Regions from separate parts of the Mus musculus genome. Here regions 1, 3, 4, 5 and 6 are each linked to region 2. A link is a loop called in an ENCODE intact Hi-C map of the cell type or tissue named here. Cell type or tissue: heart. All regions are shown on one strand. Region 1 overlaps Chd7 (chromodomain helicase DNA binding protein 7). Region 2 has its middle 19 kb from the start of Gm34428. Region 3 overlaps Chd7 (chromodomain helicase DNA binding protein 7). Region 4 has its middle 19 kb from the start of Gm8273. Region 5 holds the start of Gm8273 (predicted gene 8273). Region 6 overlaps Chd7 (chromodomain helicase DNA binding protein 7).

Region 1 (5,000 bases), 190 kb after region 2:
CCCGTGTGCACAGGAGGAACACAAACCTATCAGAATCAGGTTTGGAGAATCTGTCAATAGCTGCCTGGCGGAGGTTGCCTCTGACCCGGCCATCAATCCTTTCGTATGGGTACCTGGAAATACAACACGGAGGCCTGACCCACAGCTACCATATGCTCGCTCATTTTTGCTTTCAAATAAGTATTCCAATATGGAATATGCACTCACATAATAGAAGGATTTAGCATAAATACTTCAAATCAGGAGTGTTTTCCATACAACTGCCAGAACACTCAAGATTTAAAGTTTTGTTTTACTTCCTCAAGGAAACAGCTAAACTCTAAAAACAGCTGATAAAATACATTTTAATTTTAAGTAAGAACTCTTCTCCCCAAGTTGAACGAAATGAAGAAAAACTGCTCACAAAAGTATGCAGCATAAAACAAACAAACAAAGAAACCTACATATACCTGGCGGTGGTGATAAACGCCTTTAATCCCAGCACTAAGGAAGCAGAGACAAGTGGATCTCTGTGAGCTCAAGAGCAGCCTAGTCTACAGAATGAGTTCCAGGACAGCCAGGGGCTACACAGAGAAACCCTGTCTCAGAAAAAAAAAAAAAGTACACAGTGCCCCCTGCTCTCATGTAAGATGCCCTTATATATAACTGTGGCTTTGAAAGGGGGGGGTGTGTGATATATTGTTCCCACTCTGCCACCTCTACTGTAAATGTCACTTCTAGGTGACTCACACCGCATCCTGCCCTCTCTCTCTGTTGTTTCTATGCAGTGGCCTCACCGTCTCTGGATGAGATAGTCTTCCAGGATGTCCAAGCAGCGCACCATCTGGGAGAAGATAAGCACCCTGTGGCCACCAGCCTTCAGCTTTGGCAGCAGCTTGTCAATCAGCACCAGCTTGCCAGCAGCCTGGATCATTGCCTGGAGCTGAAAATCTGGAGACTCTGCATTGTGTGTTTCTTTAAACTCTTCCAAAATTTTCTCTTCAGCACCTGCAGAGATTGGATGGCATGACGTGAATACTGTAAGAGGTTTTTATTACTAAAAACAATGGATTTGCTTTCAAAACCCACAGCAAACTGGCAAAATCAGAATATCCCATTCACATGTAAGAGCAGGAAGCCACCTGCTTACTCCAAGTTAGATCCACACATAACCACAGGCCTAAAAAGGGACCAAAGTTTTAAGTTCCATATACTGAGGCAGTTTGGAGAGAGATCCACATTTTCCAGCCACCAAATGTTTGCTGACTATATTAAAAAACAAAACAAAACAAAACCAAACCAAAACCAACCAAACAAAACACACCCAGATTTCAACAACAGACTGTTAGGCCATAGGTGTCGAAAACAAGCCAAGGGCCAAATACCTACAGAAAAGCTAGAGCCTGAACTACAGGCGAAGGGGGTGTCAGCTGAGTAAAACAAAAACAGCAATGCCCAAACCCTCCAAAGATGAAAACCAAGGCAACCTATGGCTTCCTGGCTAAGTCCCCTTTCTCGATGTTCTACACTGTGCAGAAGTTTGAGTGCGGTAGAGCACTCAGTGGAAGGACATGTCCCCGAGGAGGAAGGCTCACAGAGTGCGGTAGAGCACTCAGTGGAAGGACATGTCCCCGAGGAGGAAGGCTCACAGCTACGGCCTCCATCGTGCTGTGGGTTCAGGCAGCGGCAGGTAGGCTTCTCTCAATGCTCCAGTCCTTTGGCTGGAGTGAAGCAGAGGTGATCTGGCCCCCTCCTTGGCCTCTGGGCCCCCAGTACACAGGGCTGGGTTTCACACTCTTCTCCTATCATAGATGCTTTTGAGAACGAAAGCACACCAAGTTTAACCCCAAGCACTCACTTCCTGCCATTATACTGTGCCAGGAACTTCCTCCCACTGTATGTGACGTACCGATGTGGGTTACAGAAATCTCCCAAAGGCGTCTGAAGGTCGGGTTGGGTCAGGAAGGCCACTGTAACGGCTTATGGCACCTCCACAGGCAACACAATGCCAGTGAAGGACAGTCTTGCTTCCATTTAAGGTGGTGTTGAGGCTGTCCCCATGGGGTCATACAGAGAACACTAGATGAGTTAAGAATCATCAAGGGCAGATTAAAGCCACTTGATGTTTGGAGCGAATGCCAGGCCTTCCACAGGTGCACGACCTTTTCACAAAGTGAACCGGGCAGAAAATGCCAACTCTCTCGGAAGGGCCTGACCCTTAGTCGCCTTCCACAAGAACAAAAAGCTGAGATTCAGATTAGTTCTGTAAGTGTGGAAACAGACCAAGGAAAGATAAGGAGGAGATGCCATGTTAAGGACAGAAGCCACAGTGTCCCTGACTAAAGGTGATGGTGTCCCCAGGCCTGCGGTCTGGAGACCTGGCAGGCACTAGGTTCAGAAAGCTCTCCTGGGCTCACACAGAGACTCACAGTGAATTATCACATTATATCTTTTAGTAAGTTTTACTCTTTTGTATAATGCTCATAAGATGCTTACGATTTAGAAATGAATAATTTAACCCTATGATATTTGGGTATTCTTTGTCTATGAGGCATACAACCCGGGATAAAAATGAAGTGTAATATAGTTTAAAACCACTTAATGATCAAGGAATTGTCTTTTAAAAATGAGACTTTCACTTTGAGAAAGCAAATGTCAGGCAGGCTGGAATTATTTTAGTGAAAAATTGAAACATAAATAATTCAAAGAGAAATCTAAACTCACATTATAAAATTTTAAATTTATTAAGAAGCAGCAAAACAACACTCCTGCCTTTTTGATGCCACTGATAATTTCTTTCCTTTAACTTTTAGAATTTAAAGTGTGTGCATACGTGTGCATGTGTGCATTCGAGAGTGGATGCCTGCAGAGCCAGAGGGATCAGGTCCTCCCAAGACAGCGTTATAAGCAGTTGTGAGTCATGGGATGGGACGTGAACACCGGGGTCAAACATCTGGAGACAGTTGCAATTTCTGCCCCATGTATCACAAGACAAAATTTAAAAATTAGCAATTAAAGATTTCCTTTGAGGTTAGATTTGAAAACATCAACTGGATATGGGTTATGATAAACTCAACTACTTAGTTAAAGTGCAGCTGGTAGTGCATTCATCTTGTATGCAGAGCAAAGGCAACTGGAAAGAAGAGTAGAGCTTTCCTCCTTCCACAGAGAGCTGCTACTTGCCGGGGACTCTGGCTACCATATGCAGACACTCTTCAACCACATGCATCTTTATGGCATGTACTCCCACCATCCAGAGTTCTCTCCCACTAAGCTTATCTTACCACTCCCACCAATGTACAGATTTGCTCCTACTTTTCCAAAGACATGCTCTGTAGAATAGAAGTTTAGGCCAGTTGGTGCACTTTCCTCTCTTACGACTAGTTCATAACAGCTTACTACGGATGATTAAACTTTCTTGCGGGTGCCACTTGGACACAGCCATAACTCCATGAGAGCTCAGTTACAGATCCTGGATAAGCCTGGATAAGAGTGTGCAGTGGGGCCCTGGACCAATCCCTGAGATGTCCATGAGATACACTGTCTCACTGTCTCTGGAGCTAGGAGCCTAACGTACATGTTTTTTTTTTTTTTTTTTTTTTTTTTAACTTTCCAAAAAAATGGGTACAAGAACCCCTCCCTAACAGTCACTGTGTTATTTATTCTTAGGACAAGAGAGCTCACCTCAAGGCATGACAATTAGGACAAATACCTCAAGGAGTCCTAAGGGGCTCTAGAAGAAGAGCTATCTATACAGGGGACTCCAGAGACAAATCAGATACAGAAAAGGGCCCCTGCTATGTTTTGGAGGTGGGGGGAGCCTTGGCAATGCTCTCTGCATACAATTAACCAGAGTGAGCAGGAAGGACATGGAAGCTCAGAGCAGTCCTCCTTGTCATGGGACTGAGCGTCTGTGACACAGGCCTCGTCAGCACCATGAGTCCTTTATGTAATCTCTTTTTCTCCTCTTTCCTGCTGGGGGTTGCTGTTATCTATTTTCTCTCTATAAGCTATGAAATAAAAGTATGCGCGCATAGTCAGGTGTGTCCTCCTCATACACGAGTACTTTCCCTGAGTCCCAACTCAGCCACAGGCTAGTGGACACCATATGGGCTCATAAATACTGTGTGGTTAGCTAGCACAGTGGACGGGCAACTATCAGACATGGTGCTCTCTTAGAAAACAAACACTACTGAAACACTACTTAAAAACAGGAGTTCACAGATGTCACAGCAGAGCAATGGCCTCAGGTTCTATACCCTGAGCTTATCCTCCTGGTGGATACTACTGTTTCTCCTCCATTGGCAAGGACATCCAGGGTGGTGGACAGGTGCATGCTGAGGCAGGGGAATGGGAGGTTGTCTCCTTCCCTCACGGACCTCAACACTCCCGGGTTAGCCTGCCATCACAGTGCAAACTGCCCAGATCACAGCCATATCCCTTCAGCTGATCATTCTCTCCTTGCTTGTCTGTCTATCCTTCATTCCATCTTTTTTGGAATGTTGGCTCTGGTCAGTCTCTAGTCCTTTCATTTCTGAGGCACGCTCTCAGGAACAACAGCCCCTCCTCAGCCCGTCCTCCCAAATGGCTAGCTAGCCTCAACGTTTCTATATAACCGACAACGGTCCTGATTCTCATTCTCTGACCTCTACCTCCTCCGGGCTGAGACGACAGGAAGATGCTGCCACACCTGGCTTAATGCGGTGTTTTGGGATGCCACCCAGTGCTCTGTATACTCTAGGTGAGAACTCCACCCACTGAGGTCCATCCTCAGGCACGTAGACAGCGCTCAGCTCAAACACCAGCTGTGGCTTCCTCCACCCACTGTCTGGAGCCAAAGTAGCATGTGACCCCATCTGCTTCCTAGCAGGGCCCACTGAGTCTAAGGGGCACAGTCCCTCTGTGCCGCGCACTGCTATACTTTGGGTAAGGTCCCTTTGTTCTCTTGTTTGCTTGAGTTAGGGCTTCACCTCAGCGACCTTTCTTTTTCTTGTCCTGCCTGGCAAAATCCTGGTCTCATA
Region 2 (5,000 bases):
CAGATTCTTGTGTTGTTTCCTTTTGTTTCGTTTTGCCTTTTTACATCATTGTGCAGCTAGAGGAAGGTGCTCAGACCTTTAAGGATGGAGGCTGATCTCGATGACACATTCCTTTAACACTAGCACTGAGGACTAAGGCCAAAGGGTGGTGAGTTAAAGACCAGCTTGGGGCTATATTATGAGCCTCTCTCAAAAATTCTTAAGTAAGTAAATAATTGTATTATTGGGAACAAGACTACCTAGTACCATCTCTTCATTTTATGTCTGCGGTTGCTACTTCAATGTAATACAACAGAGGAATGCCATCAGCCCTCGGTCTGATTATTGCTTTCTTCCTAAGGGTGTAGGTCAGGTGAATACTGAACTCACTATAAAACCAACTTCCCACATTCTAGGATTGCTTGCAGACATGTGTTATCATGCCAGTTTGTATTGTATTATTTGTTTGTTTCTTTCTTGAGAGAGGAAGGGGTCTCATTCCATAGCTCAGGTGGACTTTAAACTCATAGCCAACCTCCTGCCTCAGCTTCCCAATATCTGGGTTTATAGGCATAAGCCGCCACACTCAGCCTTAATCTGATTTTCTTAAATATTTCCCTTTGTGTGATTTCTGTTCTCTATTAAATGTTATTTATTTAATGTGTAAGTCTGAGTCAAGCCCTCTCTTGTGTGGGGGTGTGGTGTGGGGGTGTGGTGTGGTGTGGGGGTGGGGGTGATGTGGGGGTGTGGTGTGGGGGTGGGGGTGATGTGGGGGTGTGGTGTGGTGTGGGGGTAGGGGTGATGTGGGGGTGTGGTGTGGGGGTGTGGGAAGTGCTTGAGTATTGCCGTGCAGGTGTGGAAGGTCAGAGAACAGCTTTGGGGAGTCTGTTTTTTCTTTCCACCATGTGGTACTCTGGAATCAAGCGCAGGGTCTTGGGCTTGGGCATAAGTGCCTTTGCCTGCTAAGCAGCCTCTCCAGCCCTGTTGCTGTTGCCGATACTGAGTTTTGTCTTTTGCTCGAAAGAATAAAACAGCCTTCAAAATCTCCAGAGATCCGTAACTTAACATGTACAGAATTATAAATTGTCTGACAACTTTTCCTGACATTTCTTTTCTGTGCAGACATGGAAAGTGTGTGCCTAGGAAAGAAGAAAGCAGGGGGATATGACGAGGAAAGGGATTTAATTTTAAGAAGAGAGAAGAGACTTCCACTTGAAGATGACAAAGAACGCACTGGCCACACAGGGGCAAGATGAAGTGGGAGTTTTTTAGAAGATATCACATCTTCTCTTTTGCTCTTTTGCAAGAGCTCACGATGGAGTGGAGTTAATCTTCATCGTTCTCCCGAGAAAGCACAAAATGAACCATCTTAAACTCAGGGAAAAAAAAAAAGCCCCCAACACCATCTGTTGCTCCGCTGAAGCGTTGTAGTGGGGGAGGGGACAAGCCAGTTGTTAAATGGGAAAGCAATCAGGCGCTCAGCTCCCCACACTGCCTTCTGCCTAGAAGCCAGGAAAGAGGTCCAACGAGAGGGTAGAGGATTCCTTTCCTGGGTGCCTGGATTATTAGCCATTGTACGTGGGTGGGTGCACTGGATTACAAACCAGGGTACGTGGGGAAAGACGTAGGTGGCACTTAACCGAAACGAGATAAGTCAAACCAAGGCGCCAAGGGCTGCTTAGGAAAGGATTTCCCTCCTTCAACCCCGATCAGTATCATCTGATGGTTGTTTACTTGTTAAACTATCGTTAGATTGAACATAAGTGTAAAAATAGTCTTAAAAACAAGGCGCAGCTCTCCATTATCCCAACAACACATGGCTTTGACTGTTTCAGAAAGGGAAATAAAATATTTAAAACAGGTTTTTATCTGGGCTGTGCGTCTAAACGTGCAACGGCCCCTTGGAACGGAGCCCTGGTGGAGCAGAGAAAAGCCGTGGGTTGTGGAGGGACGGCTGGCTTCCCGGTGATGTGGGACAAATGGCAGGTCAGTCACATCTAGTCGTTGATGGGGAATGAGAGCAGGCGTCCACTGACAGAAAACAAGCCTCCAGCCTCCACAGTCAGAGTCTCTCCGGGCTGTCCCCGTGCTTCAGGGTGACCCACAATAACAAAGCCCACGGGAGCAGTTTACTCAATAGCTTCGAGCATTGTCCTAACCGTGAATCTTTGCAGAGACTGAGACTTGGCCACCCTGGCAGTCGCGGCGACTCCCCCAACTCCGCAGCCCAGGGTTGGGCTGATACCTCGCGGCCGTGGTACTAGACGCTGCCGGAAGATGGCGCACGAAGATACCGACTCAATCGAGGGTGCCGAGAGCTACTGTGGACTGGGCGGCCGAAGAGGGATTTTGATTCATTAAAAAACATAAATTGTACTTGATGAACAACAATAATAATAATAAACTGACTACTGGATTCCACAGAGATGAATTTTTAAATCCCTGAAATCAAGTTATTTAAATTATTTAATTTAATTTGCTAAATTTCAGTAACTGCTATGTAATGGTGCATGCCGGGCGTTTAGGTTTTATAGCGTCTAAATGCTTCTCTTTACGGTGATTGCTGCAGTTGCACGGTCACCAGAGAACTCTGTCCCCATCTCCAAGCTGTGTAAACAAATTGAGGCGAGAGTAATTACACACTGAGAGGAAGGCAAGAAGAAGCCATGGAAGCCAGAGAGAGCCCCAGCGACAAAATAACACCTTAAAAGGGCTCAAAGATCAATGCTGGTGACTTTACTAAAATCATCCAGGGGGGCCAAACCTAAACTAAACAGTGCCTGGTGGTTCTTATAGCAGGATCTTCCTCTCAGGAAAATAAAATCTATAGTCACATTGATATTACACCTTAAACTGTTTAAGTTCGTGAATGTACATTTTAACTAGCTTCCCAGCTAGAAAATTTGTGCCCAGAAAAATCTAGAAACTTTGTTCCTCCTATGAGCAAGGAATGATTTCGGCAGCCAAATATAAGTCTTTTCATTAAAGGAACCCTCACATTCTCCTTTGTGAAGTTCCAACGTGCACGCCATATTTGCACGAACAGCTATGTCTAATTTGCACAAACAGGAAGTTGCACACGAATATATTATCTTAAATCTGTGTGTGTGCGCGCGCGAGCACATGCACACGTGTGTGCATATGGGGGTATACATGCTGTCTGCACACTACGCTTCTCCATTGTTTTCGGCATAACTGATTTTGGCACCAGCTCGTTAGCACTTTGGAAGGGCCTTCATTAGCACTGGGACAGTAGCCAAAAGGAATCCAGAAAAATCAACACATGGCTGCTCCTGTTCTCACGATAAACGACAGCTTTCCTGGAAAACAACAACATTCGAGAAGCAAAACAAAAACCCACAGCAACAAGAGCGCAACAACATGAACACAGGAAGTCAGACATCACCAACTAGGAGTTTTTTAATTTTTAAATTTATTTACTTATTCAGATTTTTTTTTTTTTTTACAATTCTGGGTACTCTCACCCAATTAAAGATATAAATAACAAAAGTACATTAGGAACCCAAGGGGAAGAAACTAGGCTTTGTAGTGGGGGGAGATGCTGGGAAACAGCCTGGCATTTGCGGCCACACCAACCCCCAAACCAAAAGTGGTCCACGGAAACTTCCATGCCTAATCCACGGTTCTTTGGAACCTGAGTTCTGACAAGAGCCCTTCTGGGAAAACAGAATTCCCCTCTTTGTGTGAATATCTCATCTCGAAACCGGTAGTAGGAAGTTGGGTTGCTCAGGTACTTTGATAGTATTCTGGGAAAACGGTGATATCTAAACTGGTCAAAACTGGTAGCAAACCATATAGCTTGTTAGCCTAATACAGGTCCTCACACTCATGCCGTAGCCAAAGCAGTAGCCAAATCATACAGGACGGTTCCTCAAAGGGTTAACTCTTTGCAAGTCAGCTGTCAAAAGGAAGCATGCTGGTCTTTTAAGACTCCATGGAGGCTTTGCCCTAGACTGCCCTTCCCACTGGGTCTCAAGAGAAGGCACCGGGCTTGGCCCCTCCTCCTTAGCCCTTTGCCCTCTCTGCCCTGGGTTTCTGTTAGAGTTTCTCAATTGTTTGCACTGAACTTTCTTGAAATTTCTCAAGGAAAGGGGAGAGAGGAACGAGAAGGCAGTGAAATAAAGGTAGAAAAAGTCCGGAGCATGCATTAGTCACGTGATCCAGAACAAGCCATGAATACACAAGGGCCAAGGGAAAGCAGTGTCTACCTGGAAGCCCTCAGTGTGGCACTCACTCAAGGTGGTACTCACTCAGGGTGGCACTCACTCACTTAGGGTGATACTGAGGGTGGCACTCACTCAGGGTGGTACTCACTCAGGGTGGTACTCACTCACTTAGGGTGGTACTCAGGGTGGCACTCACTCACTTAGGGCGGTACTCAGGGTGGTACTCACTCAGGGTGGCACTCACTCACTTAGGGTGATACTGAGGGTGGCACTCACTCAGGGTGGTACTCAAGTCCTGAGAAGAAAGGAAGCTGCCTGTGCATAAGTGGCAAGAAACCTGAGGAAGGCAGCCTACAAGTATGGCTCTGGAGGAATTCAAAATTCAGACCGAGCAGGTTGTGGGTCCCAGAAAAGAAGCTTCAGGCTCATTCATTCATTCATTCATTCATTCATTCCACAGGTATTTACTTATTTCTTCTGAAAAGACAGGCAGAGCTGAAGCATCAGGCACATCTTCTTCACATCCTGACTCACTCAAACCTTGGACACAGAATTAGAGAGACAGGGATAAAAAGGCTGCGAACCTGGGGACTGACAAGATCAAGTCCCAGAGTTGAGTATTTCTAAAGTGGTGTGTGTGTGTGTGTGTGTGTGTGTGTGTGTGTGTGTGTGTGTGTCTGTGTGTCTGTGTCTGTCTGTGTGTGTCTGTGTGTGTCTCTGTGTCTCTGTGTGTGTCTGTGTGTGTTTTATATTAGTGTGTGTGTGTCTGTGTTTGTCTGTGTGTGTCTGTATGTGTCTGTGTCTGTGTTTGTCTCTGTGTGTCTCTGTGTGTCT
Region 3 (5,000 bases), 200 kb after region 2:
ACAGTTAATGACATGGCAAATATTTGAAATTGATGTTGTTCAAATTATCATGACTATGCTCTACTGAGATACCAGCAGACAGCAGTCAGGAAGGCAGCACACTCAGAGACCAAGGCAACAGTGCAGGGACTCAGCGGCAGCCGCCACGGTCACTAACCAAGTCCATCATCTTCAGCCCTTCCAGCAGCTTGCAGTTTCTGTTCTTCAGCCTGTGGGCTTCATCGATGACCACACAGCGCCAAGGAATATTACGCAGCTCAGGACAGTCCGTCAGAATCATCTCGAATGTAGTGATGATGGCGTGGAACTTATAGGACCCCTTTATCACTCGACCCTGGGGGGGGGGGGGCACAGCACGTGAGAGCTGTTTCACAGGACTGGCTATGTTCCTACATTTGAGCATAAAAAAGCTTCTAAAATATATGTATTTAACCCTTTGGAGACCTCTGTATTTTAGGTGGCACATTCTGTTGTCAAGTTTTCTGGTTACAGTTATTTTAGTTAAAGTAGGACTTTGAAACATTTCCTTTTAAAAAGAAACTGGTGAAGTACTAGAAAAATTTGGGGTCAAATTTCCTTAGAGAGCACATGTGAATAAAGTGACATTAAGTGCTCCAGTCTAGTCACAGCCCACAGAACCTAACAGGAAATTCAATGCTGAGGTAACGTTAATTTTTTTTTAAGTTTCTCTAACTTAATTTTTTTCTTTTCTTTTTTAAAACATTTCTGTAAAATACCAAAATATTTGAAATTTAAAAAAGAATCCAAAGAGGATGAGCCTTATAATTTCTCAAATCTAAAGATAAAAACAGATTTCAATATTTTTTAATCTTTTAACTATAGGTCACACTTTGTATTGTTACCAACTCTACAACAGCCTCTACTACTTAAAGATTACACATGTTTTAGCATATACCATCCCCTATCATGCATGCATAATGCTTTATTGCCAGTAAGAGGTAATAACTACAAGCAGGTAACTACAAGACAAGATTAGAACAATTCTTACACGAGCAAGCACTAACTCCCTCTTCTGTGGCATACTTGGATTTTTACTTAATGACTTTTTCACTTCTGATCATAGGACAATAAAATGTCCCCCCTGGTCACATTTTAGCATCATTTTTGTGTGTGTGTGTGTGTGTGTGTGTGTGTGTGGCATTGTCTTAGGCATACAAAATAGAACTAGGTTACTAATATGTTATAGAGTTTGTGGTCTTAAATGTTAAGTTACTCTTTATAATAATCAGAATGACAAATGCTAAAACCAGTATTCATGGATGTAGGACAATTTTCAAACATGCATTGGATAAGAAATCTCAAGCAAGTTTCTCAAGTAAGGGAAATCGAGGCTTCTATCCCCAGGTCATAGAGATCTGAGTCTTCAACCCTCTAAAACATATACAACATGCACAGGGGTCACACCCCACCGCTTTACCTGGGGATCTTTGAAGTACATTTCATACAACTGAATGGTCCGACGGCTGGCTTGGCTCCCATGGTACACAACCACGTTCAACTCCGTCCAGGTTCGGAATTCCCTTTCCCAGTTGGGGATCGTGGACAATGGGGCAATTACTAAAAAGGGGCCATGGATTCCTTTCAAGTATATCTCATAGAGAAACGTAATGGACTGGATCGTTTTTCCCAAACCCATCTCATCTGCTAAAATGCAGTTTCGCCTTTAGGAAAGAAAAGGACAGGAAAGCTTCGTGATTATCAGCTGTCACTCTCTTTTTACAGAGTATACACTCCATAAATGCATACCCCATACCACCTTAGCTATTTTCTTAGTTCAACAAAATATATCTCAAAGAAAAGTTCCCAGCAAACAGATATCATTTCTACATAGATCCATTGATTAATTTGGTGAATAAATTAAGTATATTCCAACAGTTGAATTTTAAAAACGTATTACAGCATTAAAATTTATATTCTTAATACCACAAAGGATATGAGCTACAGCATTTATTGAAAGTAAAAAGAAGCATGTTTACATACATGTTGTACCAATTGAAAAGTAGCCAGTTTACTCCCTCCAACTGGTATTCCCTGAGTTTGTTATTGTTTTTATACTCCCTGGAACTCTCCGATTTCTTCCAGTCATCAGCAGGAGGTCGCTCCTGTTCCAAATATAGTAGATGCCATTAGTGGTTTCTCAGTGACTACACCACTATGCTATGCCCAAATCAAACCCTTCCCCGAGAGCCAGTCCTCACCACACGCTCGGTTTCCGGCTCCCTGGACATGAGTTTTTCAAACTCTTCGATCTTTGTTTGATCTATGTCCTGCTTCAGCTCCCATGTGCTGTCTTCATAAGGGAGTGAGCACCACTTCACCAGGTAGTGAATCACAGGCTGGGCCAGGTTCAAACAAATCAGAACTAAAGTCATTTGACCAAATACTATATATTCAGGAAAAGACATGAGCTCTGCTTCCCTGACCAAGACAACCCCCAGCACTGGGAAGACTCAACTGCCCACATTTTATAACTATAAGCACTGAAAGTGGTCATTTCCAGTGTATACTAGAAAGTGGATTATTGGGTATTAACAGAAAAAAAAAATGAGCTTTTTATCTGAATCATTGGTTCATGACCAAATATTAAGGAGTAGCTAATGAATACCAAAAAGCCAAATCAAAGGTTAATTTTTATGTAATCTAATTACTCAATTACATGATTTGGATTTATTATAGTAAGCTATTTGTTTATATAACTGAATAGTTGCCTGCAGAGTGAAAAACAGACAAGTTTTTTCTTCAAGGGAAAAACTATCCTGTTTGCTCTCAGTCACTTACAATGGTGAATATGAGTCTGGAAGACTGAAGGGGAAACACTTTGGGTGCTCTGAGTCAGTGGGAATTCTCCTTGAGGGAAGGAGGATTTCTGTGTTTAACGTTTCAGTTAAACACAGACTAGAAGCTTGGTAGTGGAGGCTTTGACCAGGCTCAGACCTTGATTTTGTCCCTTCTGTCAACACATGTGAGCCACCCAGGGTAACACAAATGATCTCTGTTACCTCGCCCCGGTCATCTGTGCTACGTGCAAAGTCCATTATCCGGTCAACTTCCACATAGTCTGGATTAAAAAGGTCATCCTCAATCTGTTCCCAAGAAGGAAGAAAAGGCTTAAAGTCTCGTTCCTGTCTCCAGAGAAACAGTAGTTCACTTTTCACTAGGCAGGATTTTGGGTCACAGCAACACAAAATTTGTATTTGACATCTTCTATTATATTAATTGAAATGCTACAATTTAGCAAAATCACTCCCTGTGAGGAAATCAAACTTCTCAGACTTTGTTAACTGAGTATTTTAATTACTGTGTGAAGCCTTCTACTGTGAGAGAATGTTTAAGAATATTTCAAATGAAGTGTGAAATTACAATTCACTAATGGGCAATCCAAAAGGCCTATGGCATGCAATACATTTAGCATTCTTGAAAGTACAGTCTGCAGTGAAGAGTCAGAGCCACACACAGTACATACTAGCTAGTGAGCGCATCTAAGAACGCTGCACAGCACCACGTACAGAATGTTAGCATAAGCCACCAACCCTGAAATCAGCAGGTCTCACACTGGTCTGTGAGCATGGTCGGGATGGTTGGAAATCTTTGCCAACCGATATCACCACCTCACATAGAATAACAGTCGTCCCATTAATCTTAAACATTCCAATAACTTAATTGTACTGAATGTGAGTGTTTAGGTAAAAGAATCCAAAGTAACCTTAAACACAGTTACTAACTAATTTAACTAATATTCTAACAATGTTTGTTTAGAAAGAATACGAGGCTAGAATACGCTTCAAGCAGATTCTGGTTCATACGGAAGAACAGACTGCTGCTCCCATGAAAGCTAAAGGCCACGTCATACTTTAAGAAACCTACATCTGTGAAGGTTCTGATCTGAGTCAGAAACAAAGACACACAGTTACGCGTGCTGTAGAGTAGCTTAGTTAACACTCTGTAATGCTTACACGTGAAAGGCAGCTTAGAGTCAATCAGACCTCATTCTCTGTCACTCTGGCTATTGTACCCACTTAAAATGTCCACCCTGGGTGCTTTGGATTATGAACTATGAACCAAACAACACAGACACAAAAAAAATGCCTCTGCTGCCTTCCGTTTTTCCTCAGAGGTGAGCGGTAAGAAAAAGAATACACTACGGCAGTGTATTCGATTTAAAGTGTTAACGTTCTGATGAATTTAGCTTTGCCAAAAGTGCTGGATTTAGGCAATTAGCACGTACATATTATTTATATACAACACAAGCCGTAAAAATACTCCACAAACTAGTCCTGGATGACAAAGGCCCTCTGTAAGACCACTGTCTTTCCAGCATGAGCTTTCATAGCCAATACCCAACGTGTTCTCTCCTACACCCTCTTCCAGTGCTCTGTGGCATAGGCATATGATGGGCTTCCTGGCCTAGATGTTATTTCTGAGTAGACTGTAGGTTCAGGAGAGTCAGGAAGGCTAAGTTTCAGCAAAGACTGCAACAGCAGCCATAGCCAGAGATCCTAGACAGAGTCAGGAAGGGGTGCACAGAGCTGTACTCTTTCCTGCTAAGATTCCAGATAGAACTAAGATTTCTAAGTTGCCATTTTACCAGGGTGCTTTGTATCCTGGATGCAAGTGACATGTGGACAGCAGGTTCAGAGAAACAGGCTGTATATTAGGGCCAGGCACAGTTCCCTAAGGAGTGAATACAGGAGCCAGAGTCCAGGTAAACTGAATGAACAGGGCCCTGATTTACAGACAGGGAAAGCCCACGGAGCTTCCTGGTTTCCCTCCTGCTGCGCCTCACAGAAGGTCAACAGGACACATGGGTCCTCTCTCTGCTGATGCTGGTCACCCAGCATCTCAACATTTTAGCTTAACTTTCATAAAAAGGGGCACAGGAAATAGAAACACACAGGTTTATTTTCAGACTACTCTTAAAAAAAAAAAAAAAAAGCCTTGCTACCGTTCTCCCAGGAGAGAGAACTGAGTCACAGTCAGGA
Region 4 (5,000 bases), 360 kb after region 2:
TTTTTGTTTTGTTTTTGAGACAGTTTTTCTCTGTGTAACAGAGCCCTGGGTGTCCTGGACTCACTTTGTAGACCAGGATGGCCTTGAATTCACAGATATCTACTTGCCTCTACCTCCTGAGTGTTGGGATTAAAGGTGTATGTCAGCACACCTGGCTCTTTTTTTTTTTTTTTTTTTTTTTGACATTATTCTCAAAGAAGCCCAGACGGGTTGTGAACTTGAAATCTTCCTTTACAGTCTCCTCTCTCCAAGATAGTATCTATCTATCCCTCCCTCCCTTCCTCCCTTTCTCCCTCCAGTTGCAGGTGACCAAACCCAGGGCCTTCCTGCACTTGACCGGTAGGTATATTTACATCAGTGTCACCACAAATACAAGAGTGATATAATGTGCTAAGACTTTTAGGGTGGCTATGACATTATAGGTATCAGGGTTCTCTCAGCTCCATTTTGATCTTATAAGACCAGGTGCTGTTTGGTGATGGCTGGATTGTCATGCACACATAACTATGCTTAAAGCCGAACTGACGTGACCTCTGGGACTTGCATTAACAGTGTGAAGAAATGGTGGAGCACAGACAAGAGAGGCCATACATTGATGTATGTTGGACTTATAATACCCAGGGAGGGAGGCAACACTGCACATTTCTTTCTACTTTTGTGTATGTTCTGTTTCGTTATAAAAAGTTCATGAGGCCATTTGAAAGTCCAGTACTTCCCTATGTGGCGAGACAGTGCAGACATGGGTCCTGAGGAAGGCTGTTGGTGAAGCCCAGAGCATCTGAACGACCATCTTCTTGAAGAGGAGCAGGAAGCTTTTCTGATGAAACTTCACGGTGCTGGGGTTGTGTCTAGCTGTGGCCTACTAACTTTGTCACCTTGAGCTCATCTCTTACCTCCAAAGAACTCCAAGGCCAGCATCCTCCATCCTTACCTACCTGTGAGGCAGAGATAGTAATTGTGCCAACCGTATAGAACTCATTGTGCCAAAGGAAGCCATGCACAAACCCACCATGCTCCACCCAAGACAAAGTTAAATGTCCAATGGCAGTGTGGGTGTTTTATTTCCCAACAGAATGGTCACAAGAAATAAGGACATAGAGCCAGGTATGGTGGTGCTTACCTTTAATTTCAGCACCCTGGAGGCAGAGGCAAATGTTTGTGAGTTCCAGGCCAGCCCGATCTATAAAGTGAGTTCCAGGATAGTGAGTTCCTTTTTTCCTGTCTAAAAAAGTAGAAAAAAAGAAAGAAAGAAAGAAAGAAAGAAAGAAAGAAAGAAAGAAAGGAAGGAAGAAAGGAAAAGAGAAAGGAAAAAAGAAAGGAAGGAAGGAAGGAAGGAAGGAAGGAAGGAAGGAAGGAAGGAAGGAAGGAAGGAGAAATGAGGACAGGTCTAGAGTGTATAGTGCGACAGAAAACTATTGGAAGTGGCAATGGTGCCCCGGTGGAATGGAGGAATCTAAGGTCTTTGTCCACTGAGGTCATCTGGAGGTCAATGATGACATCATCATGTTCGGCTCATGATGATGTGTAGAATGCAACCAGAGAACAGATAATTAAGCAAGAAGCGCCAGTGGCAACGGGAACAGTGGAAGCTGTGTGCTTCCTTATTTGGATACGAGGAACTTGGGCAGCGAAGACAAGGGAGCCCTTTTGCAGAAGGATGGGAGTTGAGGGGCAGGAGACACTGTCCTCAGCTAGGTAGAGATGGGAGATGTCCAGCAGCCTGCTCCAAAACTCTGGGAGATTGGAAAAAAAAAATCCAGAGAGAGTTAAGGAAGGGAGCTGGGTTTCTGAGGTCTTGGTGGAAGGTGTCTGATGTTAGAATCAGCTTCATACAACAAGGATGGCCAGAGCAGCACAGGGTGGGCCCCCTTAGTGTCAAACGGGCAGGCAGGTGGCAGTCTATACCCTCTGTACTGTTGAGAAGAATGTTCTGTGGCCTTTGAAGTCACCTCCTTTATGTGACAGGAAAAGGGTGAGAATTAATCGCTTCTCTGAGTGGGCCGTGGTGGAATAGAGCCCCCCAGCTGCTGGAGGTGGAACTGCAGCTGTCTGATACTAGCGCTGGAAGAGAGCCCAGCCCCCAAAGCTAAGGGGAGACACAGCTCAAAGAAAACACAGCCTGCGACAGGCAGAGGCCCCATGGAGTGCTAGAACGGGAAACATTTTTTGTAAACACTGTTCTCTTCTCTCTACTCATCGCCTTTATTTCCACTCTACCTCATACCATGTCTGTCTCATCCTGATGTTAAGGCCAAAGAGCCGGTTAAGACAGGAAAACCTGTATCTGGAAACGTATTCACCTGCTTTGTGCTAAAATGCTCCAGAAGTATGGAGCGTGGCCTTCTGATAAGGGTAAGAGTTGGGAAGGATACATTGAAATCTACATTTGCCTACCCCACCCCTGTGCCTGCCCCTCTTTTCCTCTGCCCCTCCCTGAAAACCGAAGAAAAACATGCATGCTAATTGAACCCTCTGAGCTACACCCCCCACTCTTTTTACTTCTTAATATTTTGAGACATCTCACTAAGTTGCCAAGGCAGGTGTTGAATTTTGACTTTTAGTGTCTTAGCTTCCCCTCTATCACAGATCTGGAATTAAGACATGGCATAGGGACTCATTTGAAAAGCACTCTTGGGGCTGGAGAGATGGCTTAGAGGTTGGCTAAGCCATCTGAACTGACTGCTCTTCCAGAGGTCTTGAGTTCAGTTCCCAGCAACCACATGGTGGCTCATATCCATCTTAATGGGATCTGATACCCAATTCTAACGTGTCTGAAGACAGCGACAGTGTACTCATATACATAAAATAAATAATTCTTAAAAAAAAAAAACCAAAGCCCACTCGAGCCTTGAATTTGTGTGGGGCTGGGATACATTGTTTTTCTGCCAAGGCTTAGTGAGGCTGTATCTATTATCCCAGCTGTGGAAGCTGAAGCAGGAGGATCACTTGAACCTCTAAGTTGGAGACTAGCCTGGGCAACATAGTGAAAACTATTTCATAAAACAAAACAACAATAAATGTTCTTTTTTTGTGTGTGTGTGTGTGTGTGTGTGTGTATTTGAGTCAGGGTTTCTCTGTGTAGCCTTCCCTGTCCTGGAACTCACTCTGTTCACTAGGCTAAGTTCAAACTCAAACCAGCTGCCTCTGCCTGTCTCTGCCTCCCAAGAACTAGAATTAAAGCCTGTGTCACCATCATCTGCCTCAAAATGTTCTATTTTTAAAAAAGATTTATTTATTTATATGTAAATACACTGTAGCTGTCCTCAGACACTCCAGAAGAGGGCACCAGATTTCATTATGGATGGTTGTGAGCCACCATGTGGTTGCTGGGATTTGAACTCAGGACCTTTGGAAGAGCAGACAGTGCTCTTAACCACTGAGCCATGTCTCCAGCCCTCTATTTTTTATACTAATATTATTTTAATATTGCAGCCAAACCTAGTTTTAATTAGTATAAGTATTAAATTAGCAACTTATTGTGGAGTATAAAAAGATGACAATGTTTGTAAGAACATAATGAACCAAAATTTTAGCTAAATTATCACCAATTAGACCAAATCTATCTTTATCTACTTACCTACCTATCTATCATCTACCTACCTACCTATCATCTATCTATCTATCTATCTATCTATCTATCTATCTATCTATCTACCTACCTATCCATCTATTTTGGATGCAGGTTTGTACTACACTGTCCTAGCTAGCCAGGGACTCACATGTAAATGAGGCAGACATGGAATTTGCAGACACACAGCTGTCTCTGCTTCTCAAGTGCTGGGATTAAAGACGGGTGACCACTCAAGCTCCCCATCCCTAGAGAAGTGCTATGCAGTCTATAAGCACTTGCAAAGGAGAACTTACCCTTTTCAATGGACTCTCACTAGGTATAGAAACCGCTCTTAAGGACAAACCCCACGGCCAGCAGTAGAAGGCCAACACAAAATGAACGCAATGGCAGTTTTGTAGGTTCCCTGTTCCTTAGTGCTTTGTCTGAGTATTCGTTTTATTCTTTTTTGTTGTTGTTGTATAGTTTTTTTGCATATACATTGTGCTTTCCTTTGCCGTGTTTGCTTCTGTGTGTGTCCCCTGCACCTACATGTGTTTCCTGTGATTTCCCTTTGACTGTTTTGTCCTATTCTGCTTTGTTTGTTATTTTATCTTATTGTATTTTTTGTTTTTGTTGTTTTTTTTGGTTTTTTGGTTTTTCGAGACAGGGTTTCTTTGTGTAGCTCTGGCTGTCCTGGAACTCACTTTGTAGACCAGGCTGGCCTTGAACTCAGAAATCCGCCTGCCTCTGCCTCCCAAGTGCTGGGATTAAAGGCGTGCGCCACCACGCCCGGCACTGTATTTTTTAAAAATTAGTTTTAGATGCCTGTTTGTATTCTAATGAGGAAAAGAGAAAGAAAGGGTGTGGATTTGTGTGAGTGGGGAGTTGGGGAGAATATGAAAGGAACTGGGGGAGGGGAACCATAATCAGACTATATTGTCTGAAAATATATAGTTTCAATTAAAAGACTTGTGCTACTATGCATTGAAAAAAAGTCTTCTTAGTCAATCAATATTTGCTATGTTGGGCTCTGTGTCAGAGTCTAATGATGCACAAATTAATATAAGCTACAGTCTCCGACCCCACAAGTCTCATGTACCTGGGGAAACACAGTTGTGTTACAGGGATTACATAGAAAGTATATGGAGATTTCTCCTCATGTGACGGGAATGAGAACCAGGGAATACATTTTCAGAGTTGAGGAAGGGTTCGGAGGAGACTTGAAGAACAAAAAGAAAATTTTCAGACTTAAAGAGAAGAAGAGACTGTGTTGATGTTTACTGGTCAAGTATGTCCTTAGCACGCACAGGCCCTGGCTTCCATCCTTAACACAGAAAGGGAGGGAGGGAAGGAAGGAAGGAAGGAAGGAAGGAAGGAAGGAAGGGAGGGAGGGAGGGAAGGAAGGAGGGAGGGAGGGAGGAAGGAAGGAAGGAAGGAAGGAAGGAAGGAA
Region 5 (5,000 bases), 380 kb after region 2:
AAGTGTAACAAAGTCAACAGGTTGGTTGAACTGTTGAAAGAAAGCCATCACAGGGCTAAGGAGCAACCGCAGTGCTATTGCCTAAATCCCTTGTCCTCTCAGGGGCTCTCAGCCTTCCTAGTGCTGCGGCCCTTTAATTCAACTCCTCATGTTGTGACTCCCAAACATAAAAGTCTTTTCGTTGCTGCTTCATAACTGCAATTTTGCTACTGTTATCAATTGTAATAGAAAAGCCAGCGTTTTCCAATGGTTTTAGGAGACCCCCTGAAAGGGTCGTTAGACCCCAAAGGAGTCACAACACACAGCCTGAGAACACTGCTCTGAATATTCCATTGTTCCACAAAGAATTCTTGTTTAACTTTCCTGTAAAGTGAATAGTGGGACCATGTTTAAAAATAATACACTGCTGAAAGCATGGCTATCTGAGACTTGAGACCTAGCACAGAAAAACGAGAGTTTCAATTTGTTAGAATAACAGTTCATACTGTTATTTAATACTTTGGGAAAGTATTAAAAGTACCCGAATATTTTTTTAATTGCAATGTTGAGGCAGTTTCTTAACATATCGATAGTTGTTGCACAAGGAGCTACAAGCAAGGAACTAGAATCTCAGCTTGATACTAACGTTTCCCCCCATTTCTTCTCTCAATAATTAAGGGTGTACATTTCAGCTGAGTTTTAAACTTTTAGTCTGAGCTAAAATAAGTGTTTCTGACCATTAAGCTTCAATCCGAAATTCATTTTATAAGCCACACATGTCATTGCTAAGAGATTTATAATTTCAACAAAACACACTAATTTAAAACTTATATCTTTCAAAAAACCAAAAAAAAAAACCCAAAACAAAAAAACTTGTCTTAAAACTTGTATCATGTTATGTATATATAAAATTTCTTATAAACTTGTAACCCAGCATTCTAAAAAGAAAAATATAGCAATTATAAATATATTGACAACCCAACCAGGCTACTGATTATTTGTTGGTTTTCTGTGCCATCAGTGTGTATGCTAAAAGGGTTATTGTCCTCTGATCAGATACTGCCAAGATCACCCCAGAAACTCGGAACAATGTGAGCAGGAAGCTACTGGGGAAATGAAGTTGGGTAGAACAGCCAAAAGAGAGGTCAGCACACTGCGGTACTTAGGGCTAAGGGCACGGATTCTCTAATCCTCATTTTTGGAGAAGAGAAGGAAGCCACTACACTAGACCAGGAGACAGGGAGGTGCGGCAGCCCCTGGAGAGTCGCACCGAAAACTGAAAACAATGTCAAACTGAGTACAACAGGGTAAAGGTTAGGATCGAACCTGGCACTAAAAACCCAGCAGACAGAGCACTGAGTGGATTTTTTTAGAAGGTATTTTTTATCCTGAGGGCCACAACGATTCCTTTAAAAGATTTTAAACGGGAGGGAAGTGATCGGATTAAAAGGAGCACCACCCATTTAGTCCACTGTAGTGGTGGGGGAAGGGTTGAAGCGTGGGACACGCGCAGTGAGCAGGTAACAGCGGGGATCCGGGTGGAAACGCCGGGCGCGCGCACCGAACCGGAGGGAGCCCTGAGCGGAAGAGCAGACGAAAACGGATTCTGGGGCTGGATGAGTTGGCTTGAGGGGCTGATGACCAAGTAGAGATGTCATGGCTGAGATATGAAACTAGGTCTGAGGATCGGTGCTGAGCTCCATGTGAAAGAGATGTTCAGCCTCCAAGTGAAATCGCCTGGGTTTCAGAACAGAGGTGGTCTGGAAGCAGGAGGGCGCACGGCTAGTGGGACAAGATCGGCGAGAGGATGCAGAGTCGCCTGCACAGCCGAACAATATTTATTTTCTTTTTCTTCAAAAATACTCGGAACCCAAGACCAGCAGTGAGATAGATAGGTAGGGGCTCCAGCGTTCTCGTTGAGGGACGAGAAATGAGATTTTTGGGGTAGGAGTTGGTCACCGTGAGTCCTAGAAATAATCTTCCGCTAACACGCCTGTGGTGCCCACAAACCAACTCAGAGCATCGAACAGTTGACACAGAATCTTGATCAAATAGATCCCCGACCCCCGAGAAGACTATATCATAGAAACGTGTTTGCTTTAAAAAAGTATCGCGCTTGTTTCTTCCAATTCCAGTATTTAAACAGTTGAGTGACCAACTTGCAATTTTAATAAATACCGCATTCAAACTATGCATCCACTTTCAAAACACTGAAACTGAAGATAGTCGTACTCTACCAGTGAGTGCAAACTTTCCCGATTTTTGCCCGTGGAAGGTTCTGGGGAATCGCTTAAGAACACGGCCGGTGCCCCAGGTTTGCTAAGCCGCGGACTGAGACAGCACCCGCAGCCCGGGCCCGCACCACTGGCTCCTCCCAGCCCATTCCCCACCTCCGCTAGCAGGTCCCCCACGCCCCGCCCTTCCCACGGCCCCGCCCTCCCCAGGGCTCGGGGGGGGCGGATCCAGGATGCCCATCGCTGATTGGCTAGCTTCGCATAGCCCCGCCCCAGGGCGCGCGCAGGAAGCGGTGCGGACACGCGCGGCGCGGCCCCGCGGGGAAGCGTCCGCGACCCTCGTTCGGGCGTCCTTGACCTGCCTCAGGCGAGGCTGCGTCCCGAGAGCCCTCCTGCCTTCGCCGCCCGCCTCGCGGACCTCCGGGCTCTGGTCGAGGCCGCCGCCCGCGGTGCCCGGATGTCGCGGGCTTAAAGGGCCAGTGCCGCGCAGCCGCCGCGACGTGCGCTCCGAGCGAGCGGGCGGCCCGGGCAGCCTGAGGAGGCCCGGCTTCCGCAGCCGGCCGGTCCCTGTGATTGGCGGAGGCGTCCAGAATGCTGCACGTCGTAGGTTCCGCCTTTGCCGGGTCAAAATGGTGCGGGCGAGGCCCTGCACTGGACGGCCCGGGCCTGGCGATCGGGGACCCTAGAAAGGGAACGCTAAGTTGTTTGAGATCGCGGATAGGGGCGATGGCGTCGAGGTGCGGTTTAAAAATTATACGGTCCTCAACAGGAAAAATAAAATTGTTGTGTTCGACATTAAAGATTTCTTTTAAAATGGATATTAAGGGATTTCACAAGGGCCAACTTGTAAAAACAACTCGTTTTGTCTTTAAGGTTAATTAGAACCTGTGACAGTTCGTTTAATTAAGCAAAATTAACTAGTCTATTAAAAAAAGTGTGTGCGTGTGTGTGTGTGGTGTAGATATAGAAGAAGGTTTATTTCTTAATGCTTGTTTTCTACGTGGGTAAAATTGAAATGAGACCGAATAGCTTTCCGAGTTTGTTTATACTGTTAAAATACCTTGATTCTGATTCTAGATTTAAAATTTTAAGATGTCCTTTTGTGTCTGAAATCCTTAGAACAGGTGAGACTTTTCAAAAAAACCCTTGAAATGACACTTATTGTATTGTTTTTGAAAAAATTTATATGGAATTTGTTTTAATCGTGTTTCTAATCATTTAAGTCCAATATTGGAATAAAGGGAAATTAGAAAGTACCGAAGCTTGAAGAGTAGCCCCGTTTCTGAGCAAAGTGAAAGGATTTTCTTTTACCCTAAAGACGTCTCCTAGGTGCTGGAACAATAAGATAAAGAATAGTTTAGGGCCGGGCGTGGTGGTGCACGCCTTTAATCCCAGCACTCAGGAGGCAGAGGCAGGCAGATTTCTGAGTTCGAGGCCAGCCTGGTCTACAGAGTGAGTGTCAGGACAGCCAGGGCTACACAGAGAAACCCTGTCTCGAAAAAAACAAAAAACAAAACAAAACAAAAGAATAGTTTAGATAGAACACTGACTAATAACAAGGTATGGTATGTCTGTATGAAATGCGATAATGAAACTTGACACTGTGCCTCCTAACTTCATAAATTAATAAAAGTGACTACTTTTTCTATTTTTACTCCAAGTATCAAAGTAGTAGATTTTATTTAAAATGAAGGAGTGAAAAGACAATGAAGAAAAAGAGAAACACAGGAAATAAGATATGAATAAATGGAAAATGTTCAGAGAACTTAGGATAAATTCAGTATTTGCTTATCAAGAAACTGGATAGAGGAAAATTACTCTGAAGTTAAAACAGGCTTGTATGAAATGGTGTTTTAGCTTCATGCCTTCTTCAAAATATAAAATAACTGGTTTCATTTAATTGAATACTCAATGAGAATTAAAGACATGGAAATGACAAAAGCAGGAACAGAAGCCTCCAGAAAAGAAGATGAAGTTAATGACACGCTTCATTTCAAGAGACATGAGCTCATTTCCTGTTAGAGGGATTCCTCCCAAATGAGGTTTGGTGCTAAATAAATTTATTTTACAGACCTTCCTTAAATCTGTGCTGGGGGGTGGGAGGAGACGGAAATGGAAAATGGAAGCGATAAGAAATGTAAGGGAAAATGTAAAAGATTGCAGCTTCCTTTAATGGCAGCCCTGGCCACTGCTGCCACCGCTGCTACCTCCTCCCCCCTCCTCCCCCCTCCTCCCCCCTCCTCCTCCCCCCCCCCCCTCCTCCTCGGCCATTACAGTATAGGGATAAAAAAGCTGAGTGGGTAATGGAATGGCTCAGTGGGTAAAGTCACCTGCTACCAAGTCTGGTAGTCTCAGTTTGACTCTCAGGACTCACATGGGAGAAGAGAAAATGGAGTCTTCTAAACTTGTTCTCTCTTCCACATGCTCACCATGTCAGAAGAAGTGTTATATTCCTGGAACTGGACTTACAAATGGCTTGTGAACTGCAGTGGGAGTGCTGGGAATTGAACCTGGGTCCTTTGGAAGAGCAACCAGCTCCCCAAATAGTGTTTTAAAACCAGCTGATACTGGCTAGAGAGATGGCTCAGTGGTTAAGACCACTGACTGCTCTTCCAGAGGTCCTGAGTTCAATTCCCAGCAACCACATGGTGGCTCACAACCATCTGTAATGGGATCTGATGTCCTCTCCTGGTATGTCTGAAGACAACTACAGTGTACTCATATGCATAAAATAAGTAAAAAAAAAAAAATCAGTTGGGACACACACATATTTTCTTGGTATTTTTT
Region 6 (5,000 bases), 180 kb after region 2:
ACAGTGCAGGGTCAGCTCGCATGGAATTGTACTTCTCATAGCCTGGGCCACAGCCACCAGCACACAGAGGACACGCGTGACAACAAAGGAAGACCCGTCACTGTCAGAACACAGCCACAGCCCCTGCCACAGCACAGCCAGCTTGTCTCCCAGACATCATTTGTGGCGAGCTAAACAGACCTTGCTTTGGTGCAGCACTTTAGGACAGCTTTTGTGGCCCCTATACCCTGGCTGTGCCACTGACTCACCACAAACACAGACAGAGAGGGCTCAGGATAACTGCAGGATGCCAGGGAGGGGTTCTGACCCTATTCTTCCCCAACATCTAATTTTGCTTGACATTTAAAAGGCTTCCTAACGTTTCTTTATGACCTCTGCAGGGGTTCTCCAGGCCCCCCCTCCCCCCACCTTCAGTAGGTTTGGTCCTGCAGGAACTCACATGGGCGGCTGAAAATGCCCGTGTATGGAAGGCAGGCCAGCGAACCTGTCTCATTAGGTTTATGATGCTGCATGTCAGGAAGATGACACTGTTCCCTCTATGGTTTTCAAACTGCAATTTGCTTTTTGACTGCCCAAGTTGACTAGATGGGAAATGGCAGATCCCAACAGTGCACTGCAGGGAAGTGATTCTGAGGCCGGGCTCACAGAACACGGCTGGAGTACACAGAGCAACAGCACAATTCAATTAGGATGTGTACTACAACACACCGCTCCTAACTGCCGTAGAGCCGCAAGCCAAACTGTAATCATGAAAGGCTTTATAAGCCATCATTCTCCCCGTTAGTCAGGCTGGGCGGCTGAGAATACCTCCAGGACCTCCAGACAATTGGGACTATAATCAGGAGTCGCTCACTGTATATATCACAGCACTTCTGCATCCCCAGCCTTTCAAAGTTAACAAGGCTACATCCCACTCGGGGGAGCCGTGAGTCCTCAGCACTGACATTTGTGAAATATTGCTTGGAACAAAGCCCAGGAGGCACTTGTCCAGATTAATAGCAGAGGTTAAGACCACCGTCCACTCTGACACGGGCTGGCAGAGTTAGCGAGGGCAACCGTTCCAGAAGCAAAGTTTCGGGAATGCTACGGTACGACTTGGCTATTACTAAAACAAATATGGTTTGACTTCTGTTTACAGCCAAGAAAGAAATGTTTTCTTCTCAAACACTCAACAAACATTCAAAAACAGCATCTGATATTTACAGTTCATATTAGATTTTTAGTACAGAAAAATGGTAGGCGCCAAGAGTCCTTTGGAACGGTCCTCATTAATATTATGACTTTGGAAAAGAGTACGCAAAGAGTTCTAAATAAAGATGAAGCCACACAGTCAAGATGCGCTCAAACAGAAAGGCCCCTTACCATGTTTAAACACTCCAATTAGGAGGGATTTGTCTGCTTCTCGGTCCCACCAATCTGTAGGAACCTCAGCATGGAATGGCTCAGGGATCCACACGTCTGCTTCACTGGAAGACAGCATTGAAGCACTCTTTAAATAGGAGCACTGAAAATGAACCCTAGTCCTACACGGTAAACACCCACCATGTAGGAAGGAATCGGCAGCACGGAAGGGGCAGTGGTCAGTAGCCAGAAATGAGCCTCATCACAAAGTATGCCAGCTAGGTCAGAAGCCATTGTTTCTCACCCTCTTACAACCAAGCACATGCAAATGGCCCTGACCTCCTCTTCCTCCCATCCCCAGGCCCAGAGGACAAACACAGAAAGGAGGTGAGCTCCTGCGAGGGGAGGGTTCTGAGCACAAGCCTGGAGTTAGAGTTTCCCAACCACCTGGGCTGGCCTGTGGAGGCCTGAACAAACGTGTGCTTGCACCAACCTTGAGTCAGCGCCCTCGAGGATCTTCTCTGCCTGGTCTCCTATCACTTCTTGTCTTAGGTAGTACAGCATGCGGACACGCAGCAGGACCCTGGAGAGGAAGAGAGAGGGGGGGAAAAGTTCTTAACTTCAGTGCTGTTTGCCAACAGTGGCTTTTGGCAGCTGCTGCTGTTCATCCATCATACTGCCAACCCTGATTAGCCATGCTGTATGGTAGGCTTGAAGCGTGACAGATGGTGCCACATAATCACCTCTGTGTGGTGCTTTCTGCTGGCTTCCAACAGGCCTGCCTGGCAACCGCTCACGCTGCACAGAGAGGGAGTGAGCTCAGCCCAGCCCAGGCGCACTTCACTTAGACCTACCTAGTGCAGCTTGTGAAGTTTAGACACGTACCCTACCACTGCCTCTGAAGTATTGAAGCAAGTTTGTAAACAACCGAGCAGATGGCTTTCAGTAACTGTTCTGCTTCATTATCTCATAAAATTTCCTCAGCTGCTGCCTTAATACCATTTTTGGAAGCACATCAGAAGTTGTAGGAATAAACGAGATATAAAATCTGGTTTTACTACCTTACAATAAACCCTCAATATGGAATGTCAGGTTTTTCAGATTATACAACTTTGCTTCCAAGAAAGGAAGATGGTGAGAGTAGTGGGCAGGGGGTGGGTCCTTACCCTACTCAGGGAACAGTAAACATTTCTATTACTTCTACTTATATTATCAGGGGACCTTAGTTGTGGTTTAAAAATAATAAACACTACAAGATTAAAATTATCCAACTCACTGATACTCATTTTTAATGAATCAGCACTAAAAACTGGTGATGCTGTCAGGCCACCAGATTTTCCATCTTGGGTGTGTCTCCTCAATGGCTAAAATGTGACTTCCCCACCCCCACAAATAAAACTCACCTGGTATACCACACAGGTCATGTCTTTACTACAGCCCATATGTGCATATGGGATTGATTGACACCTGAAGATGACCTTCTTGGTGAAGGTTGGTTTCTTCCAGTGTTATTTCCCTAGCTGAATAAGCCTGTCACATAACTGTATAACACCCCTGTACCAATGTTTCTCATCTATATACACTGGCTCACTTGGTCTTCATAATAACCTGTGATGACATGGGCAAGTTCTCATTTCCACACTACAGATGTGAACACTGTTGGTAACAGAGGACGAGTTATATACCCAAGGTCACAGGGACACCTTGAGCACAAGCATGCAGATCTAGGTCTCCCAAGATGCGGCGACTTGCCTCTAAGACATCAAAATGACAAGCAGGGGCAGTCTTACTAAAACAGACTAGTCCTGTCCAGGCATCAGTAGATGCGCTGTCTACCCCAAGAGTCCACCCATGGCCAACATAGGTTTTGGATAGGCTGCAAGGTTGCAAATATTAAAATGCATGCCAAGATATGCAGTCATGTTGGGGAATGCCTTTTTTCTTTTCAGTTTTCTTTCTCCTGGTAACAGGTAAGCTCAGGTACTGACTTTGCCACACTGAACCAATAAGGAACATGGAGTTAGCACTGCTTTCCTCTGGCTAGAGGATCCGCAGGCCAGTGTTTTCTTACACTGGGTGCTCAGAAACAGTAGTTCCAAAGGAAATCTCCTCTACCTGTGGATGGACTCTTTCCTTGACTCGAAGGCAGGGAGCCTAATGGTTTCTTTTCCTTTTGGTAGAAAACACAGACTTCCATTTCGGGGCAGGTTTAGTAGTGTGGAGCTTTCTATGAACTGATGTGAGCATCTCCTTTTCTTCTAGAGGGAAAGCCAGGAAGAGAAAGGATGGCCAGGACACAGCTCCCACTCTCAGAGAGTCCACTCCGTGACGGAGGGACAAGGTGGCTAACGTGCCCCTGGGGCTGGTCCACACTCTCTCACACATCCTGCCAGTGACTGCAACCCAAAGACCAGGACTGCACACGGGACTAACATCCCCCACTCGGCTTCCTTCATCTGTCTGGTCTTGCAAGCTTCCCATTTGTGAGGAGCAGTGGTCATCTTTTCTCTACGATGTCCTTCTAGGGCCTCACTTTTCTACCTTAACAGCAACATCTCTTCACATTTGACAAGAGTGAATCTCAAGGCACAGTCTACAGGCCAAGGACAATGGGACACTTTCCACTCCAGAGAAAAGCTAGAAGGTATCAACAGTGGTTTTCTGAGACTGAAAGAGATATTCAAAGAGCCCCAGTTCCACCACGTGTCCTAACTGCAGAGGGCTCCCTATGAAGACTGCTGCTGACAGGAGACTAGGAATTAAAAACTACCACAGCTATGCTGGCATGTCACATTAAACCATTTAACTTCCTCTGTTTGAATCTTGAACCCAGAAGGCAACTAACCCAAAACAAGGTAAACCATGAAGACGGGGACATTTTCTGAGAGCTATGATGATCAGGTTACAATTTTAGTATGAAACACCATGCTAGGACAGTAACAAGTTCCACAGACACCAAATGCTTTGAAGGATCACGGTGACCCTTTCAAGAGCCCGGAGGCAAAGAGTCAGACTTCTGTGGTCAGGTGGGCATGGGGGAAAGGAAGTGTGCCACCAAGTCCCACTGGGTTCTGAACTGAGAAACCTTAGGTAAACTACTCTCGTTAGAGACCTTCGTCTTTGTGGATAAGCGGGAGATAAAATGGAACAGCTGCATCCCTTCCATCCTAGCTACTCAGGTGGCTGAGGCAGAAGGAGCTCTGTGACTTTGAGCCAGCTGGGTCTACACAGCAACAGAGACAAAACTAAAGCAAAAAGCGCCATGTGACTTCCCCAGTGCTAACGATGGAAGCAGTCAGTGAAAGGTGGAGTCCTACAAGAGGACCTGCAATTGTCTGTCTACCACACGTTAGCCCCACACCAATCATCTACAATTCCACAGCGAGGTTGTAACAGGTAAACGTGGGAACAGTCCAGATGTCCACTAGAGGATGAGAAAGGATTAACAAAGTAAGGTGTACACAGAGCTTAATAGCATTTATCGGACAAGAGGATCCTGACACTACCTACAACACGGACGAAGCATGGGTGCCAGACCAAATGAAACGATCAGAATAGGGGATGAATACTGTGGGGTATTCACCGTGCAGCAGCCAGTCCAGGATGGACTGGATGACTGAGTGTCCATCTTAGATGGCAGTGACAAGCACGGGGCACTC

What was found. A loop is a pair of places that touch in the nucleus more often than their neighbours do. Peaks named below come from ENCODE experiments on the same cell type or tissue, not always from the same donor. Only the 100,000 strongest peaks of a DNase experiment are listed, where the experiment ranks them.
Region 1: it touches region 2 in a loop (3-fold over the local background); 9 of 42 quality-filtered maps call a loop at or near these places.
Region 3: it touches region 2 in a loop (4-fold over the local background); 6 of 42 quality-filtered maps call a loop at or near these places.
Region 4: a loop joins it to region 2, with 7 times the contacts of the local background. A loop is called at or near these places in 16 of 42 quality-filtered maps.
Region 5: a loop joins it to region 2, with 3 times the contacts of the local background. A loop is called at or near these places in 3 of 42 quality-filtered maps.
Region 6: a loop joins it to region 2, with 2.7 times the contacts of the local background. A loop is called at or near these places in 15 of 42 quality-filtered maps.

The regions. Positions count from the first base shown.
Region 1 is chr4:8,834,538-8,839,537 of GRCm38, reverse strand. Chd7 (chromodomain helicase DNA binding protein 7) reads right to left here. Exons shown (of 38, transcript NM_001277149.1): 16 at 777-987; 17 at 1-113. Among named protein-coding and RNA genes, the nearest start is that of Gm46842, 74 kb to the left of the region's middle. In heart, a CTCF peak has its summit at 1,974; a DNase peak (open chromatin) is centred at 1,907; H3K27ac peaks cover 1,096 bases.
Region 2 is chr4:9,025,197-9,030,196 of GRCm38, reverse strand. No RefSeq gene overlaps it. Among named protein-coding and RNA genes, the nearest start is that of Gm34428, 19 kb to the right of the region's middle. In heart, a CTCF peak has its summit at 2,240 (motif pointing right); DNase peaks (open chromatin) are centred at 1,466 and 2,216; H3K4me3 peaks cover 1,591 bases; H3K27ac peaks cover 2,922 bases.
Region 3 is chr4:8,823,566-8,828,565 of GRCm38, reverse strand. It overlaps Chd7 (chromodomain helicase DNA binding protein 7), which reads right to left. Exons shown (of 38, transcript NM_001277149.1): 9 at 3,021-3,104; 10 at 2,220-2,357; 11 at 2,002-2,123; 12 at 1,439-1,682; 13 at 158-334. Among named protein-coding and RNA genes, the nearest start is that of Gm46842, 85 kb to the left of the region's middle. In heart, a CTCF peak has its summit at 2,099; no DNase peak of the experiment used is centred here.
Region 4 is chr4:8,663,882-8,668,881 of GRCm38, reverse strand. No RefSeq gene overlaps it. Among named protein-coding and RNA genes, the nearest start is that of Gm8273, 19 kb to the right of the region's middle. In heart, CTCF peaks have their summits at 2,029 and 3,287 (motif pointing right); a DNase peak (open chromatin) is centred at 2,021; H3K4me3 peaks cover 334 bases; H3K27ac peaks cover 734 bases.
Region 5 is chr4:8,644,994-8,649,993 of GRCm38, reverse strand. Gm8273 (predicted gene 8273) reads left to right here and starts at 2,537. Exons shown (of 1, transcript NR_168732.1): 1 at 2,537-3,031. In heart, no CTCF peak of the experiment used is centred here; DNase peaks (open chromatin) are centred at 1,533, 2,463 and 2,793; H3K4me3 peaks cover 2,580 bases; H3K27ac peaks cover 2,261 bases.
Region 6 is chr4:8,847,720-8,852,719 of GRCm38, reverse strand. It overlaps Chd7 (chromodomain helicase DNA binding protein 7), which reads right to left. Exons shown (of 38, transcript NM_001277149.1): 24 at 1,835-1,924; 25 at 1,363-1,466; 26 at 1-42. Among named protein-coding and RNA genes, the nearest start is that of Gm46842, 61 kb to the left of the region's middle. In heart, no CTCF peak of the experiment used is centred here; a DNase peak (open chromatin) is centred at 2,049.